2 separate regions of the Mus musculus genome follow, and region 1 is linked to region 2. The links are chromatin loops, found by intact Hi-C in ENCODE. Cell type or tissue: gastrocnemius. All regions are shown on one strand.

Region 1 (8,000 bases), 55 kb before region 2:
TTTAGATGGTTGTGAGCCACCATGTGGTTGCTGGGAATTGAACTCAGGACTTCTAGAAGAGCAGAGTGCTTTTAATAACTGAGCCATCTCTCCAGCCCCACTCAAGTATTTTTAAAAGGATATTTGGGAAAGGTGTATACTGGTGAGAACCTAAAAAGCATCTGGAAAATGACAGAAAGTACAGAAACAGAATACTGCTAACAGGGAGGGAGAAGCCGCTCAGACCTTAGTCTGGCAATTACTTGAGCTCTGAATCAAATGCATTCCTAGTTGGAGACCAGCTCCCTCTCCCCCCCATGAAGATGAAGTTAAGAGTTACTGGGTGACTATGCCCCAACTCCTCTCTCATTAATCTGAGCTCAGCAGTTCCTTCACTGGCTATCAATACAAAAAGGGCCATTTAGGTTAAGTGACCAGAAGCATGATTTTCTAAAGTCTGTCTAAACCTGGACTACCAGGGTGAGACCCATACCCAAGAGTAAGGGGTTCATGACAATATATATAATCTCTTGGAATGATTATACAATCCAGGACTGAGGTGGTGAAGGTAAGAGTCCAGCAGCAGCAGGGGCTATCTTGTCCTAGAAATCACTAGAGAGCACCAGTAGTCATTTGTAAGTCCAGTGGTAAGTGGGCCAGCCCTGGCCCTTGCATAAGTCCCGGTGGCGAAGGAAGAAGGCCTGGACACGGAATCGACGGCCACAATGGGGACACGCATGCAGAGCTCTCGCATGGGTCTTCATGTGCTCTGTTAGATGATGCTTCAACTTGAAACGTTTATTACAGATGCCACATCCAAAAGGGCGAAGGCTGAACGTCAACATGATGTGTCGGTCTCGTTTCGGCTTTACTGCAAACCGTTTTCCACACAAGCAAGCAAAGCACTTCCCATCTGCAGGGGGTGTCCCTCCTAGCTTCACAGGCCCATGCATAGCCTGCCCTGTTCCTCCAGGTCCTCCATCCCCTGACAGGATTTCATTCCCATGAAGATCCACTGGTTTCCACGATGGATCTCCTGCCCCAGACGATTCCCCTCCTCCTGAGGACAGCAAGTATCTCAGCTCCTCCTTCTCCTCAGAGTCCTCTCCAGATAGTACTTTGGTCTTTTCCTTTGTGCCTCTTGCTATCTCCTCCTTACACTCAACGTTTTCCTGATTCACATATAAGATTTGGGAAGCTTGTACAGGAGGGGCAGGAGGATCTACTGTTGAGCTCTCATCCTCTGAAGGCTTGCTGGGAAGAGCAGGTGTAGGCAATGGGTGGGATCCACAAGCTTGGGAAACCCCTCCCGACACTCTCTCCGGCTGAGGAGTCTGAAAGAGTGGAGCTGCTGACCCCTGCTCCTCTTCCTCCTCTACTTTCACCTGAATCTGTAACATTCCTTCTAGTTCACTCCCCTCCCCTCCAGCGGGGCTCTCAGGGAGAACAGAATTCTCTGTAGAAGCAGAGGAGCGTACTGGGTTCTGGAAAGGGGAAGAGCGAATGCACCAGCCTCCTGAAGATGTTGTGGAAATAAGTGTGAGGCTGGAGGCTCTTCCACCGGCTGAAATCCCACCAGACGTTTCTAGTTCTCGAAGAATCTCTGAGCACCGATCTACCACTTGCCACATCTGAAGGCCGCTGGCTACAAGGAGATGGGCAGGGAGGGCATCCAGCGGCAGGTGGAGGCTTCCTGAATAAATGAGCTGAAGCAGTCCCTCGAACGCATCGGCCTCGATGACATTCGGTAAAGTCAGTCGGGGCGCATCCCCCAAAAGCAGCTTGTCATGGAAGTAAGGAGAGGCAGCAGCCAACACTGCTTTGTGAGCCCTAAGTTCCCTGCCCTGAACCAGGAGGGACACATCACAGAACTTTCCCTCCAGCCTGTGGCGGTTCAGGGATTCCAGCAGCGAAGAGCTATGATGAGGGAACTCAATGTGGATTGTCTGTGGGGCTGGGTTGCATCTCGGAGATGAGGATGCGGGAGGCAAAGGAGTCGAAGCATCCATGGCTACCTCGGGAAGAGAAATAAATCCCGGGGAGTCGGGCAGTGCAGGGTTCTATACGGGGTGAAGGCTGCGGAGGAAAGAGACTGGGGTCACACAAGTTCGGGGTATGAGACCTGTCTCAAGCCGCTCGCCACCGACCCTTGAAAACTCTTCGGTGACAAGCTTCTGTATATTAGTTCCGCCCACCAGGAAACCCAACAAAACACCAGGGTTTACACCTCCAGGCCCAGCGGAAGCTAAGGAGGGAAGGGATGGCGCCCCACCTCGCCGGCTCCGGTCGCCCTCCGCCACCGCTCGCCCCTCCTCACCGTGCTCGCTCCGGCCGGCTCAGTGAGCTCCGGCCCCGCGACGTCCCACCGACACGCCCCCACCGCACGCGCGACCGCGTCGGAGCACCTCAACCGCCAGTGCGCCTGGCCGGCCGGAAGCTACCGCAGTTCCGCCGGACGCCAATGCGGCCAGGCACGGAGGGCGGGACCAGTTCTGCAGCCAATGGGAGAGCGGCAGCCTACAAGCCGTCTCCTCATTGGCTGTGCGGACGGAGGGCCGGGGCTTGGGGAGGGCGGCGGAAGTGGAAGGCGGTTCCCTCAGTTCTGGAGTAGCAGTGAGGGGAGCCACGGGCTCCGCAGTAAGGCTTGCTTCCCTCGTCCCGCCGCGCGAGGTAGGTGCTGCTGCCCTCCGCGTGCACGCGGGACAACCGGGTCTGAAGTCTGGAGCGCACGCTTGCTGAGGACCTGGGTCCTTTCCTCCATTTCGCAGAGGAGCGTCCTCACAATTAAGCCCTAAGTCAAGAGGGTCTTGCACAGACCCTGCACTTGGAGTCTTTGGGGCGCTAAAGCGAGTCCAGTGCTGCGGCGGAGAGAGAGCGGGAGTGTGAGTTTCACCAGGAAGACCCTGCGGTATATATTGTTCTCCTGACTGGGTGGTATAGTGTGTAATGTAAGAGGACTGTTCTTTCCAAAAGTAGTCCCTGTCACCCTTCAGGTCGTTCTGGAGACCCCGGGCTAAAAAGTCGGCCCAACGCCGGGGGAGGCAGCACTTAGTCCCAGCACTTTGGAGGCAGGGGCAGGCAGATCTCTTGAGTTCAATCAAGGCCACCCTGGTCTACAGAGTTCCAGGCCAGCCAGAGCCACACAAGGAGACTCTCTGTCTTGAAAATCCAAAAATAAATAAAAGTCAGCCCAGTGATAAAAGAACAATCTCCGTTTATTAAACATGATTTTTCTGTTTCACCACACACTCCAGAAAAGAAAAGAAAAAAAAAAAAAGGAAATGGGCCTGGGAGTGGGAGAAAAGGGGGGGCAGTGGTGGGGGACCAAGAGTCTGGGAGCAGGGGCAGGAAGGAGAACGAGTAAACAAACAGCAAAAAAAAAAAAAAAAAAAAAGAGTAAGAAGATCTTCTCCCTACTCTTAAGGTGGTGGGTGGGGAGGGAAGTGAGGGGTGGGGCTAGGGAGCCAGGAAGCTCTGTACAGAGGGGTCGCCTCCCAGCCCCCCTCCCCAATTATGTACAGTACAAACCCCAGATAATTACAACAGCCAAAGAGGAGGGAGGAGGTTCAAGGGTAAGGCCTGATGGGGAAAGCAGAGGAAAGGGCATGGGATAAAATTTCACATATTTACAACTTTTATATAAGTATAAATTTGGCCCCGGCTGGGTGGGTGTATGTAGAGGGTTAGACCGAAGGAGAGCTGTCCATACAAAAGAAAGATCGAGTCTGGAGTCTGGGAAGAATTCTCAATACCAAACGCAAGGAGTGAAGAGACAAGGCTGGGTAGGGGGCAGCAGTCAGAGAAGAGGGGGTACCCGGGAGGGGTTTCTCCCCTTCCATGGCCTACCCACCCCAAACCCCATCCATCCTACCTCCCCTATACCGCCAGAGAGCTATGTACAGAAAAACACCGAAAAAGCATGGAGCTGGCGGGAGGGAGGGAGACTGGGTGAGGGTGAGGGTGAGAGGGAAGCCCAGCCCTGTCCTACCTCCCCCAGGGGACAGAGTCATGTAAGGGGGCCCCCAAACACCCATCCTCCAACACAGGTCCCCCCATCCTGGGGGAGAGAGACATGGCTTTTCCTAGAGTAAGTTCCCCCCTCCCCATGGGAGTAGAGACAAGAGAGGGAAGGGGTAGAGGGCTGGCTGCATGTCAGGGTAGGGCAGATCAGCTAGTCTGTCCCTCCACAACCCAACACACATGGCCTCCTATACCCTAACCCCCTCATCCAAACCTCAATTCCACCCCACCCAACACACTGGGGGAGGGGGGGGCATAAGCCCCCTCACCCCGCTCTGGGACCAGCCAAGAGCAGATCAGGTGTGGGAAGAAGGGGAGGCAACTCCCATTCCCCCCTTGCCGCCCCCTCCCTGCCCCGGTGGCCCCCTCCACCCCATCTGGGTTCTGGGTGGGGAGAGTTAATGTAAGAGTGGAAAGAGGAGAAGGAGTTTGTGCGTGCTGAGCCCCCCCAGACGCTCCTGAGAAATCAAGGGGTAATAGGGCCCCCTCACCCGGGGTCCCCTCCCCATAACAAGGGGGGGCAGGGGAGGCCAAAATGGGGTGGTAGAGGGGAGTTATAGATTGTCAGCTCTGGTTACTGCTAAAAAATCACCCTGAAGTTGAAAGTTTGGAGGTGCCACACCCCCAGTGTGGGGGTGAGGGTCTGTCCCCCCAGTGCTCAGGGGAACTATGAGGCAGAGGACAGGGATAGCACCCCAGAGTGAAGGGGTCTGTGTGGGGTAGGTGGTGTACTGGGGTGAAAGAGGGCAGCTGAGGGTCCCACTCTCCCTCCTAGAATGGAGTAGTGGGGTCGGCAGATGGGTGCCCCAAGGAGGCATTAAGGGAGACAATCCCGCTGTCCCTTGGCGACGTCCAGTCCTGGTGGTTGGTGATGTTCCAGGGTGGGGTGCACAAGGAAGGAGGTCTGTGACGCTGGGTGGGCTGGGGTAGGGTGCACAGGGAAGGAGGTCTGTGATGCTGGGTGGGCTAGTGGTCTGCGGTGTTCCGGAACTCGCCGTTCTCTGTGATCTGCAGCCGGGGTGGGGGGGGTGGGGCTGGGGGGGCCAGGCCGTTCCAAGGTGGGGCCAGCGTCACACGCGGGTTTGTTGGACCCAAGGGGGGAAGCTGCCTCTCCTGCAAGACACCAAAGAGGAGAGCGCGGACTTATTGAGACGCTTCGCGGGGCCAGGATGTGGCCCCAAGCTGTGCTCACCCAAACCCAGCCCAGCCACAGCCATGTCCACCCTTCTCCTGTTTGTTTCTCACCTCCAGGAAACCTCACCCCAACTCCTACCAGGAGCCTTTGAACCAGACTTACACCAGAAAACCAGCTCAAAACCTGCTAGCTCTCACCTTCCCTCCAATATAATGCCCACTTCAGGAACTGTTACCCCCCCCTCAGCCCCACTTCCATGGAGCCCCCTCCCAGCACCCTCCACCCCAGGCAGGAACTTCCCAGAACGCACTGAGGAAACAGAGGAGGCAGTACAGTAAAACCTCATTAGTGCAAACCCCTACAGATCTGGAAGTTTGTTAATAATTTGAACAAAACCAGGACTTGAGTTTTCCTTTATCTGTGAAAAAAAAAGACTGTACTAAACAAATTGGTGGAAAACATGTCTGTAGGAGGGGACTTAACCTATGCCAGCAAACAGACTTCATTCTGTATGTGTGCTCCCTGAGGGCCTGTGTGGCAGGAAGCCTTGTGCACAGAGTTCTACTTACTGTGTTTGAAAGACAGGCATTTCCCTAAATAGACGTTGTCATTCAGTTTTGTCAGCTATCAGAGTGGACCTTTCAAATATAACATCCCAAACTAGGTTTGACTGTAGTGGAAACAGGAAGGGATTTGGGAGGTGATGTGGAGCGACATCTTGTAGGAAGACTCCCAATATTAGAGCAGTGGCCCTTGCCTTCCTAATGCTGCAGCCCTTTAATAGAGTTCCTCATGTGGTCACCCCAACCATCCAATTATTTTGTCGCTGCTTCAGTACTGTACTTTTGCTACCATTATGAATCATAATGTACATATCGGATGTGGGAACTCCTGTAAAGGGCTTGTTAGACCCCAAAGGGCGCATGACCCACAGGTTGAGAACCACTGGTTTAAAGCCATTCACTGTGCCCAGAGTGAATTCCCAGACTGGCTGTCCCTTCCTCCCAACCCTCCATCCTTCTTCTGCCTTGGTTCCCCTCCCCAGGTTTCCAGCTTGAGTAGCAGACCCTAGAGGCCACTCTTGGGCCTATTTTCAGAAGCTTCTATGGCTCTTTTACCCACTTCATGGCTCCTCCTCTCAACGCAGCCTTCTGTGTCTGTGCTGGAAGAGGGGGCCGTGTGGCCCCACAATGTTGGACACGTACTTGGCCTTTAAAATCCAACTTAAAATGAATTCTATTAGGTTTAAGTAGCAGCTGGGCTGCAGTGAGATCAAAGCCTACAAATAGTTTGGAACAAATAACCAAATTACTGTCTAAGCTACAAGACATTTAGGTAGGGCAGCATGTAGTTATATCTGACCCTATCTCCAAAGGACACACAAAAAAAATGCAGCCTCCCGAGATCAGCTTCCCCCACCTCCGTATCAGAATCAAAGACTCACCTGTTGTTACAAGGCCACCCCAAATATAACCTTAGACAAGCTACCCTCTGGGCTCAGGGTATGTCCCAGGCAGTCAGTCGTGGAAGACCCTGAGCACACACAGCAGGAGAGCAGGGAAGGAACCCCAGATCGTCTCCACTCTGCATGTCTGCTCATAACGACACATGGGCATGCCCCCTACGCCCTCATGAACCCAAATTTAGAAACTGGATAAATTAGGGTACCATTATTCATTTTACAAAAGAATTCACTGCAGGAGTCCTCTTTAAATGGTGAGGCTCCTTGGTGTCTCTCAGCATTTATTTACAGATCACTGACAACTGTGACAGAGGCCGGGCAGGCAGAGAGTAAAAATTACACTGTGGAGCCACTGCCCACCACAGATCCTTCCCACAGAAACGTGCCTCGGGACAGGTGGACCCGACAGCTCCCTATTCACTGGCTTTTAGGTAGGATATGTGTCCTGAAAGGCTCCTGGGCGGCAGTGGGAGAGATGAGTGGCATTACCAACAGCAACTTGGGCTCTGCCAGAAGAGGCTATTTAACATGCTGTTCCTGGTGTCCCTGCCTGGTACTAAATCTGGCGACTGAGCCCCTGAATACATTCTAGGGAGCAGTTTTCCCTCACTTGTGACTCACAGTCCGGCCTCAAATCTGCCCAGGACCTGTGCTCGCCTGTGCTGCCTGCTCTGTCACTGCCAGGACATCTCAACAGCAGCTCTTCCAGGGCTTCCGCCCAGCAGAACTAAGGAGGCCTCAGATTCCTTCTGCCTCACAGGTGCAAAGGAGAAGGAGCAAAGAAGGCCACAGCAGGAGGGGGTGAGGGATCAGGAGAGGAAGCAGGAACCTGACCTACCTGCTGGAGTCAGCACAGCTCTCTAGCCTGGCCCCAGCGCAGTATCCCTCCACCCTGTCCCACCCACTCCAACATCCCAGCTCCCAAGGACGCTCTGGTGAAATGGGGGGTGACAGACAGACACTGGATAGGTAGAGGAAAGGAGGGTGGTGCCAGGAGGTGGCTGGTGGGCCAGTCTGGAGAGAACTGGGAAGCCTGTAACTCTGCTTGGTCTTTCTAAGGGTCCAATTTGGTACTACTAGGCATCAAAGGGTAGGTGTGGGGTGTCAGCAGGTGAGCTCTGGTTGTACCTTGGGAAGGGGTCTGTGCAGGAGGTGTCGGGAGGGAGGGGTCTGTGGAGGGTCTCTGGGTGTGGTGCACAGCAGTGAGAGGGGAGAGGCTCCAGAGAGTTGGAGGGGGTGGGCTTCACCACCAACCTGCAGTGGTCCGGAGTCACCTCCCCCAGTGTCCTCCGCCCGTGGTCAAAGCGGAACCAGGAGAATTACCTGATGAGGAGCTGCAGGGGGAGAGAGTGGGGTCATGGGGTCAGGAAGCTTGGTGGTGGTGGCAGGGATGCCTGGTGGTTA
Region 2 (8,000 bases):
GCTGGGACTATAAACATATGCCTCCACACCTGGTCCCCTGGACATATTACAAAGCCTAATGAACTAACTGCTTTTGGTCCAGCTTCGGGATAATGATCTTGGTTAAGCATGATGGCAGATGCCTATAATCCCAGCTATTGGAGAGGGTGAGGCAGAAAGATTCCAAGCTTGAGGCTGGCCTAGGCAACTTAGCAAGGCTGTTTAACTACAATTGGACAAATGAACAAAAGAGACTTGGAGATGGCCTGTGAGTAGAACATGTGGCGAGAACCATTCAATCCCAGCACAAAAACAGAAAGGCTGGTTAGGGAGCTCAGGAGATAAGGGCATTCACTGGCAGCCACACACACCCCAGAGTAAATAAACAGACAGCTTTGGTTGCAAATCCTAAGCTCTCCAAGCTGATAGCTGCAGCACTACTTGAACTGTCTGGCAGTGAACCCGAGCATGTGCCCACCACTGTTTCCAGTCTCCCTCAGCTCGTGTGCACTTTAAACTTTGCACTCAACTCACTGACTCTCTGGCTAGAAGCATTAAAAGAAGCTGTCCTGGCCATCCATCCACAGCTACATAAAATTCCAGGTCAGTCTGGGCTACATGGATGGGGTGGTGTTAGGGACAGGACAGGACAAGGGGGTTGCAGCATCTCTATAACTTAAAAAGTACCTGTCTTAGTCAGGGTTTCTATTCCTGCACAAACATCATGACCAAGAAGCAAGTTGGGGAGGAAAGGGTTTATTCAGCTTACACTTCCATACTGCTGTTCATCACCAAGGAAGTCAGGACTGGAACTCAAGCAGGTCAGGAAGCAGGAGCTGATACAGAGGCCATGGAGGGATGTTCCTTACTGGCTTGCTTCCCCTGGCTTGCTCAGCCTGCTCTCTTATAGAAGAGAGCAAGACTACCAGTCCAGAGATGGCACCACCCACAAGGTGACCTCCCCCCTTGATCACTAGTTAAAAAAATGCCTTACAGCTGGATCTCCTGGAGGCATTTCCCCAACTGAAGCTCCTTTCTCTGTGATAACTCCAGCCTGTGTCAAGTTGACACAAACTAGCCAGTACAGTAACCAATTACAGTAACCAATTCCTTAGCTGCCACAGCCATATGCATCCCAGGCTAAGCTATGTGGAAGGCAGAGTTTGTAGAGAACAATGTTACACCATAATGTCAAAAGTCACACCTTGACAGTGATGTATATAAAAAAGAAAGATGTTCACTAAATTGGTTCTCATACATTTTCCTAAAAAGTAAACAACAACAAAGTCAGGAGCAGTGACCCCAACCCTCTGGAAGCAGCAGTGGGTAGACCAGTTCTAGCCAGTTCTAGACTCGCCAAAGTAACATGGTAAGACCCTATTTCAAAAAACAAAAACCCAACTTTATTACTAATTGAAAAGCACTACTAGCCGGGCGTAGTGGTGCACGCCTTTAATCCCAGCACTCGGGAGGCAGAGGCAGGAGGTTTTCTGAGTTTGAGGCCAGCCTGGTCTACAGAGTAAATTCCAGGACAGCCAGGGCTACACAGGGAAAACAACTACCACTACCACCCAAAAAAACCCCAACAAAACCAAACAAAACAACAACAAAAAATCAGCAAGCAAACCCTGCTATACTTGGGCATGCTACCAGCTTCAGGTTACTAGATCAAATATATATTGCTTCTTTTGGGTTTGTTTTCCTCTTTTTTTTTTTTTTTTTTTTTTTTTTTTTTTTTTGGAGACAATGTATCAATGGCCTGAATCTCCAAGCTCTGGTCTGAGCCTCCTCACAGGTGACCTCAGGTGCACAACGGACCTCAGGATGGTTTGTTGCTTTTGGTTCAGGGGATTATAGACCCAGGTGTGTTTCTTGGATGCTCCCTAGCACTGCACCACAGACCTCTTCCTTCCAGTTTTAACTCGTACCTTAATGTTGCTCCTCCTAGCTTTCTTCTTCCCCTTCCATCTGCTTGAACCTTTACAGTCCTTCACTCCCTCCCAATAGAGATACAAATTGTATTATGTCTGTCTCCCCAGGGACTGTCAGCTCACTGGTAGCTAGGACTCCTGTCTCCTACATAAGTACAGCTGTGCAGGGCCAGAAGATGCTTGGCAAATACTGCAGGAACAAATCTGAGAAAAACTATTTTACTTTTTAACTGTCACCTGTCACAGTGCAGTGCTCTCCCTTTTGGCTGTGAGTATACCAGAAAGTCTCTTCAAGCTGAACACCGACTGTGAGTCAGTCTAGACTGAAATGCTGGTAAACAAAGAATGCAGGCCGGTCTTTCCTGACACCAGAGAGATCAGTCCATTAATTACCACACACATACGCCTCAGATGCTTGTGGTGGAGAAGGGCACCCCCATAAACTAGTCAGCAGTCCAAATGAGCAAAAGGAAGAGGCAGGCGAGGGAATAAGGATCCTCTGGGCCGATGCCCCCATTTCTCCTCTCCCCTTCCTCTATCTCGATCCAGCAGCAACACAACAGGATATCAGCAAGAAATGTACTTTGCGGACAAGCGACAAGGCTTCTCTCAGAACCCTCGCTTCTCCCACAAGGCGATCTGCAAGAACTGAGAAGCACAAACATGTCGAATCCGCTTGAGAATTCGAAATGGGAAATGCTGGAGGGGGATAAGGGACACGGGATGGTAGCGCCTGCACGACTGGAATGGCGGACCAACGTCGCAGCGACTGTCCTGGGACCTCGCCGTGTGTGTGTGTGTGTGTGTGTGTGTGTGTGTGTGTGTGTGTGTGCCCTCACTGACTCGGCCGCTGGTGTCCTGGGCGCGAGGCGGTGCGACCCTCCCCTGCAGGACGGCTTGCCCCGACCTGTCCCCGGGACTCGGGTCTCCGGGCGGCCGGCCTGCGTCCTCCGCTATTGGCGCCAGGCCGTCACCGCCGCACTCACCTGCGCCTGCACGTCCATGGTGGTCCGCACAGGAAGGGATGCAAAGGCAGCAGGCAGGGTGACGAGACCCGCGTCCTCTCAAGGGCTCGCGCCGCAAAACGTCGGAGCCAGGCCAATTCGCCAGGCCAATCGGCCAAGCCAATCCGCCACACCAGTCACTTTTGAATTTCAACCTCCGCGCAGTCAACGCACTTCAATCCGCAGAGGCCAATCCGCGCCGGCGCTGCGGTCGCGAGCCAATCACGGCGCCCTCCGCCTCCGGGGCCACGCCCCCTGAGTCGCGACTCTTCTAGTCCGCCGGAGCAAGAGAACTAGACCCCTTGGATCCTACTTCCGGATCCGCTCTTCCTTATTTCTCCCTCTCCCCCTCCGGAGCGCGGAGCTAGGCCTCTGGTTGCGTCAGAAGTGCGCGTGTGTGGAGGAGTGGCGTGGGGGAGGCAATACGCATGTGCAAAGGTGCCTGAGCGGTGTCGGGGCGGAGCGAGCGCCACCTAGCGGCTGCTGCTGAACCTGCACACCTCCTCGACAAACCTGTAGACTGGAGACTGTTAAACCGAGGTTGCTCTTGGTCCGCTTTCTCAGGTCCGAAAAGTGGGAGCTGGTTGATGGCGCTGACCTGTCCTCAAAAAAGAAAAAAAGTAAAAGAAAAATTGGAGCCCATATCTGGAGATGTAATAAAGTCATAAGTCTAGAGCAGGTCCGGGAGGATAGCAAACTGGTTATCCCTGAAACTCATATAATGTGGAAGGTGAGAACTAATTCGCCACAAAGTTTTCTGTGCCCCTCCTGCCTCCAATAATATATATTATACATAAACAATATGTATTATATACATAAACATATCTTTACACATATACATAATATATACTCAATAATACCTATTATATATAAGCATATATAATATATATAAATAACATAAATTATATATTTATTTTGTTTTTTCGAGATTGGGTTTCTCTGTGTAGCCCTGATTGTCTTGGAATTCTATTTGTAGAACAGGCTGGCCTTGAACTTAGAGATGCCAGGGCTACCCTGTGCCACCATGCCCAGGTCAATAAACAATCTTTTAGATTAAAAAATCAAAACAAAACTATAAGCCAGGCTTGGTGGCACACACCTTTAATCCCAGTTCCCAGTACTCAGAATGCAGAGGCAGACAGATCTCTTGAGTTCAAGGCCAACCGGGTCTACAAAGTAAATTCCAGGGCAGCCAGGGCTTTGTAGAGAATCCCTGTCTTAAATAAAGAAATACACACATGCATACCTGCATACATACATACATACATACATACATACATACATACATACACACATACATACATAACTGGGTAAATAAACAGTATGTTTCTTGACACCAAGTTGTAAATCTACAGCCCTCTTACTTGAGATGTTTCCAAGTCTACAAATGTTAATGAGGGAACACTAAAAAATTTCTGGTTATAATTTTACAAACTGGTTATAATTTTAAACTAGACAGTATTTCCCTAGTGACTTTCTAGAAAAAAAGCAAAAGTTTTATTGTGTGATAGAATATGAGTTTGTCTTCTACTGAAACCTGTTTTGGGAGTTTATCTTTCTTGGCATGAAGCTTGACAGCAAGGTAAACCAACCTGTGAGATTTTACACATGGGATGGACTGACCTGGCCCCTGCAGCCTTGGGATAGGAGCTGGCTCAGGAAGGACTCTGATGCAGCCAGAGCTCCAAGGCTATCAGCTCTGAGAAGGACACATCTGGACAGCAAAGGGAAAACAAATATCTTCCTTATGTATCAATTAGAATAACAGAGGTTTACCCCCAGCCAGCCCAGGATCCTCACAGTATGTGATCTCAGTGGCTTCTTTGGGGGCTAGGTCAGTCTTCAGCTGTCAGGCAGAGCAGCTGGAGACTGCAGCAGCCACACCCAGAAGGTCTGAGAGATTTTTCTGCAGAGAAAGAACTTGGGAGAACGGACTCACCTTGGTGAAACAGTCAACCCAACAACTTGGGCAGGCCCTGCCAGCAGGCAGTTCTTTGCCCAGTGGTCAGTAGTACCACACTTGAAGCGAGCTCCAGGGGAGTGAGTTGCTGCAAATCTTCTTTGGAGACAGCCTCCTGCTGCTATCAGGAGCTGGTATTTGTGGTCAGGGGAACCGTAAATGCAATAGTCAGCAGAGCTCTGAGGGGTTTGAGAGGCAATATGTAATCCTTCTATTAGGTAGACCTGATTTTAAACAAATACTTGTTTTAGTTATTTGCTTTAGGCTTAACCTTGCCAATAGTCAGGGTTTGTATATGCTTGGCCCAGGGAGTGGCACTATTTGGAGGTGTTCCCTTTTTGGAGTAGGCGTGTCACTGTGGGTGTGGGCTTTAAGACCCTACTCCTAGCTGCCTAGAAGCCAGTATGCTGCTAGCAGCCTTTAGATGAAGTTGTTGAACTCTCAGCTCCTCCTGCACCATGCCTGCCTGGATGATAATGGACTAAACCTAGGAACCTGTAAGCCAGCCCCAATTAAATGTTGTTCTTTATAAGACTTGCCTTGGGGGCTGGTGAGATGGCTCAGTGGGTAAGAGCACCCGACTGCTCTTCCGAAGGTCTGAAGTTCAAATCCCAGCAACCACATGGTGGCTCACAACCATCCGTAACGAGATCTGACTCCCTCTTCTGGAGTGTCTGAAGACAGCTACAATGTACTTACATATAATAAATAAATAAATAAATCTTAAAAAAAAAAAAAAAATAAGACTTGCCTTGGTCATGGTATCTGTTCACAGCAGTAAAACCCTTAACTAAGACAGACGTTGGTACCAGGGACTGGGGTGTTGCTGTGATGGGCCTGACCATGGTTTTGTTTGGAAGAATGTGGATTTGGGGACTTTGGGTTTGGAAAGCAGTGGAATGCTTTTTTTTTCCTTTTTCCTTCTTCCTTCCTTCCTTCCTTCCTTCCTTCCTTCCTTTCTTTGTTTTGTTTTGTTTTGTTTTTCAAGGCAGGGTTTCTCTGTATAGCTCTGGCTGTCCTAGAACTTACTCTGTAGACCAGGCTGGCCTCGAACTCAGAAATCCGCCTGCCTCTGCCTCCTGAGTGCTGGGCTTAAAGGCATATGCCACCACGCCTGGCCTGGAATGCTTTAAATGAGACTTAATGGGCTATTCTAGTTGGAATATAGAAGATTTTGTTTTTGAGAGTAATTTGAATTGTGCAGACCTGGCCCAAGAGGTTTCAGGGGAGAATATCAATATGTGGCCTAGAGAGTATTCTTGTGGTATTTGGTGTAGAATGTGACTACTTCTTGCCCTTTTCTGAAGAGTCTGCCTGAGGCTAAGGATAAGAGACTCAGCAGGGCGGTGGTGTCACACGCCTTTAAGCCCAGCACTCAGGAGGCAGAAGCAGGCGGATTTCTGAGTTCGAGGCCAGCCTGGTCTACAGAGTGAGTTCCAGGACAGCCAGGGCTATATAGAGAAACCCTGTCTCGAAAAACCAAAACCAAAACAAAACAAAAAACCGAAAAAAAAAAAAAAACCCTGAAAGCTGGTGATAATGTGATAGAACAAGGGGCCATGTTTCAGCCCCAGCAAGCAGCAGAATTTGGCAGCTTTGGACACATGGCTCTGGCTTTAGAGTCCAGAATAGAAGGAACTACTGGGATAATTGATGCTGGTTGACTGGAGCTAAGAAATTAGTGATGATTAAGAAAAAACCAGCATCACTGAGGTGAAATCTTCTGGGAAGTGTTTCCTGAGAGCATAAAGAAGCTATGTTCCAGAGATAGCCAACTTGAACCTTGTGCTACAGCTGTGCTTGGTAATGTGTAAGTGTCACCCTGGTACTGGTTTTGAAGGTATGGGGAAGATACAAGATAGTAATTAGCTTCCGTTCTGGACACGGACTGAATTTGTCCGCATAGGTGTTTGTGAGTGGAAGGTGGGATGCCTATGCAGAGACCTGGATTCCTCGCGGATACTTCAGTCATGGTCAGTTTTTGTCCTGTTCCCCAAGAGCAGGAAGTATGGCTGCTGGTTCTGTTGAAATCTCCATTGAAGGCGATTCCTTCATAATAAGGCGGACCAGAGGACAGGCATAGCCAGCAGTCCTCAGTAGCGCTTGGATCAGTTCTATTAAGGGCATAAAAGGCTCCTCTCACTAGGTTAAACATTGTTGAAGGAATCGCGGGGGTAATAGTTAGAGATACATGAGGAGTGGGAGGTTGGGTGATAGCGGCCATATTAAGGGGGTCCGCAATCACTGGAGTAGGCTGAGTAATAATATGGGTGAGGGGTGTGGACTTGGTTGGGGGCCTAAAGGATTGTAGGGGGTCTCTATTTTTAATCTGATAGTGAACAATAATCCCTCATCATATCTTTTCTTGTAAATCCTAAGACCCCAGGTATACCCTTTTGTCCATCCCAGAGCTCTTTTCCCTGGTTCAGTGAAGGTGACACGGAGCGGATGGCACCAGTCAGTACACTCGTCTAGGTCAAATCCTCCAGGTACATAAGACGCTAGGGAATAGTTGGCTGTTACTCTAATATAGTCCCAGCTCGAGGAGGGCTTTCAGCGGGCTGTACCTGAAGTGTCTCGCAACCCCAGCTCTTGCAAAAGAAGTCAGCCTTACCTCCACATGTTGAATTGAGGGACTGACTTCGGTGGGGCCCGGGGCAGACATAGAAGGGATGAGTTCGAAGCATACTTCTTTGGTTAGAGCAACCACCCCATGGGTCTCTCGAATGTTTTTCTACATACGGAGGGGGTGTTAAAGGTACCCTCTGAATGTCAGGGTACCCCTCCAAGTCCCATCCAGGAGGGGCTCCTATAGCCAACTTACAGATGTCAGGGAAAAGATCAGGCCACCAAGTCCACAGAGGGTGTACCTCGGCGATTGTCCATACAGCCCTACCCCCCTCATTGAGTACCTCCCACGTTTGTTGAACAGGACTGTGGGGGTTGAAGTCCTTTGGGATGGCTCCTACAAAGCAGGCACAACTTAAAAGGATTAGTAGTCTTCTCCAAAGTCCACTCATCATGGCTGACTCCAGGGGGTTCTCTCTTGACGTGGGATGCGTGGACCCAAGTGGGGATTCCTTCCACTTTGACCGCGGTGGGCATTGTCAGTAGCACCAAGTAGGG

Evidence for each region. Hi-C counts contacts between places; a loop is a spot of excess contacts. Peaks named below come from ENCODE experiments on the same cell type or tissue, not always from the same donor. Only the 100,000 strongest peaks of a DNase experiment are listed, where the experiment ranks them.
Region 1: a loop joins it to region 2, with 6 times the contacts of the local background. A loop is called at or near these places in 9 of 42 quality-filtered maps.

Annotation. Positions count from the first base shown.
Region 1 is chr17:26,967,611-26,975,610 of GRCm38, reverse strand. It overlaps Syngap1 (synaptic Ras GTPase activating protein 1 homolog (rat)), which reads right to left. Exons shown (of 19, transcript NM_001281491.2): 19 at 3,177-5,112. The coding sequence ends at 4,966. Zbtb9 (zinc finger and BTB domain containing 9) reads right to left here and starts at 2,432. Exons shown (of 2, transcript NM_001005916.2): 1 at 2,297-2,432; 2 at 1-2,055. The coding sequence starts at 1,988. The coding sequence ends at 609. In gastrocnemius, no CTCF peak of the experiment used is centred here; DNase peaks (open chromatin) are centred at 2,484, 2,971 and 4,188; H3K4me3 peaks cover 2,336 bases; H3K27ac peaks cover 1,585 bases.
Region 2 is chr17:26,912,182-26,920,181 of GRCm38, reverse strand. It overlaps Kifc5b (kinesin family member C5B), which reads right to left and starts at 3,091. Exons shown (of 11, transcript NM_053173.2): 1 at 2,897-3,091. The coding sequence starts at 2,914. In gastrocnemius, no CTCF peak of the experiment used is centred here; a DNase peak (open chromatin) is centred at 3,241; H3K4me3 peaks cover 1,347 bases; H3K27ac peaks cover 846 bases.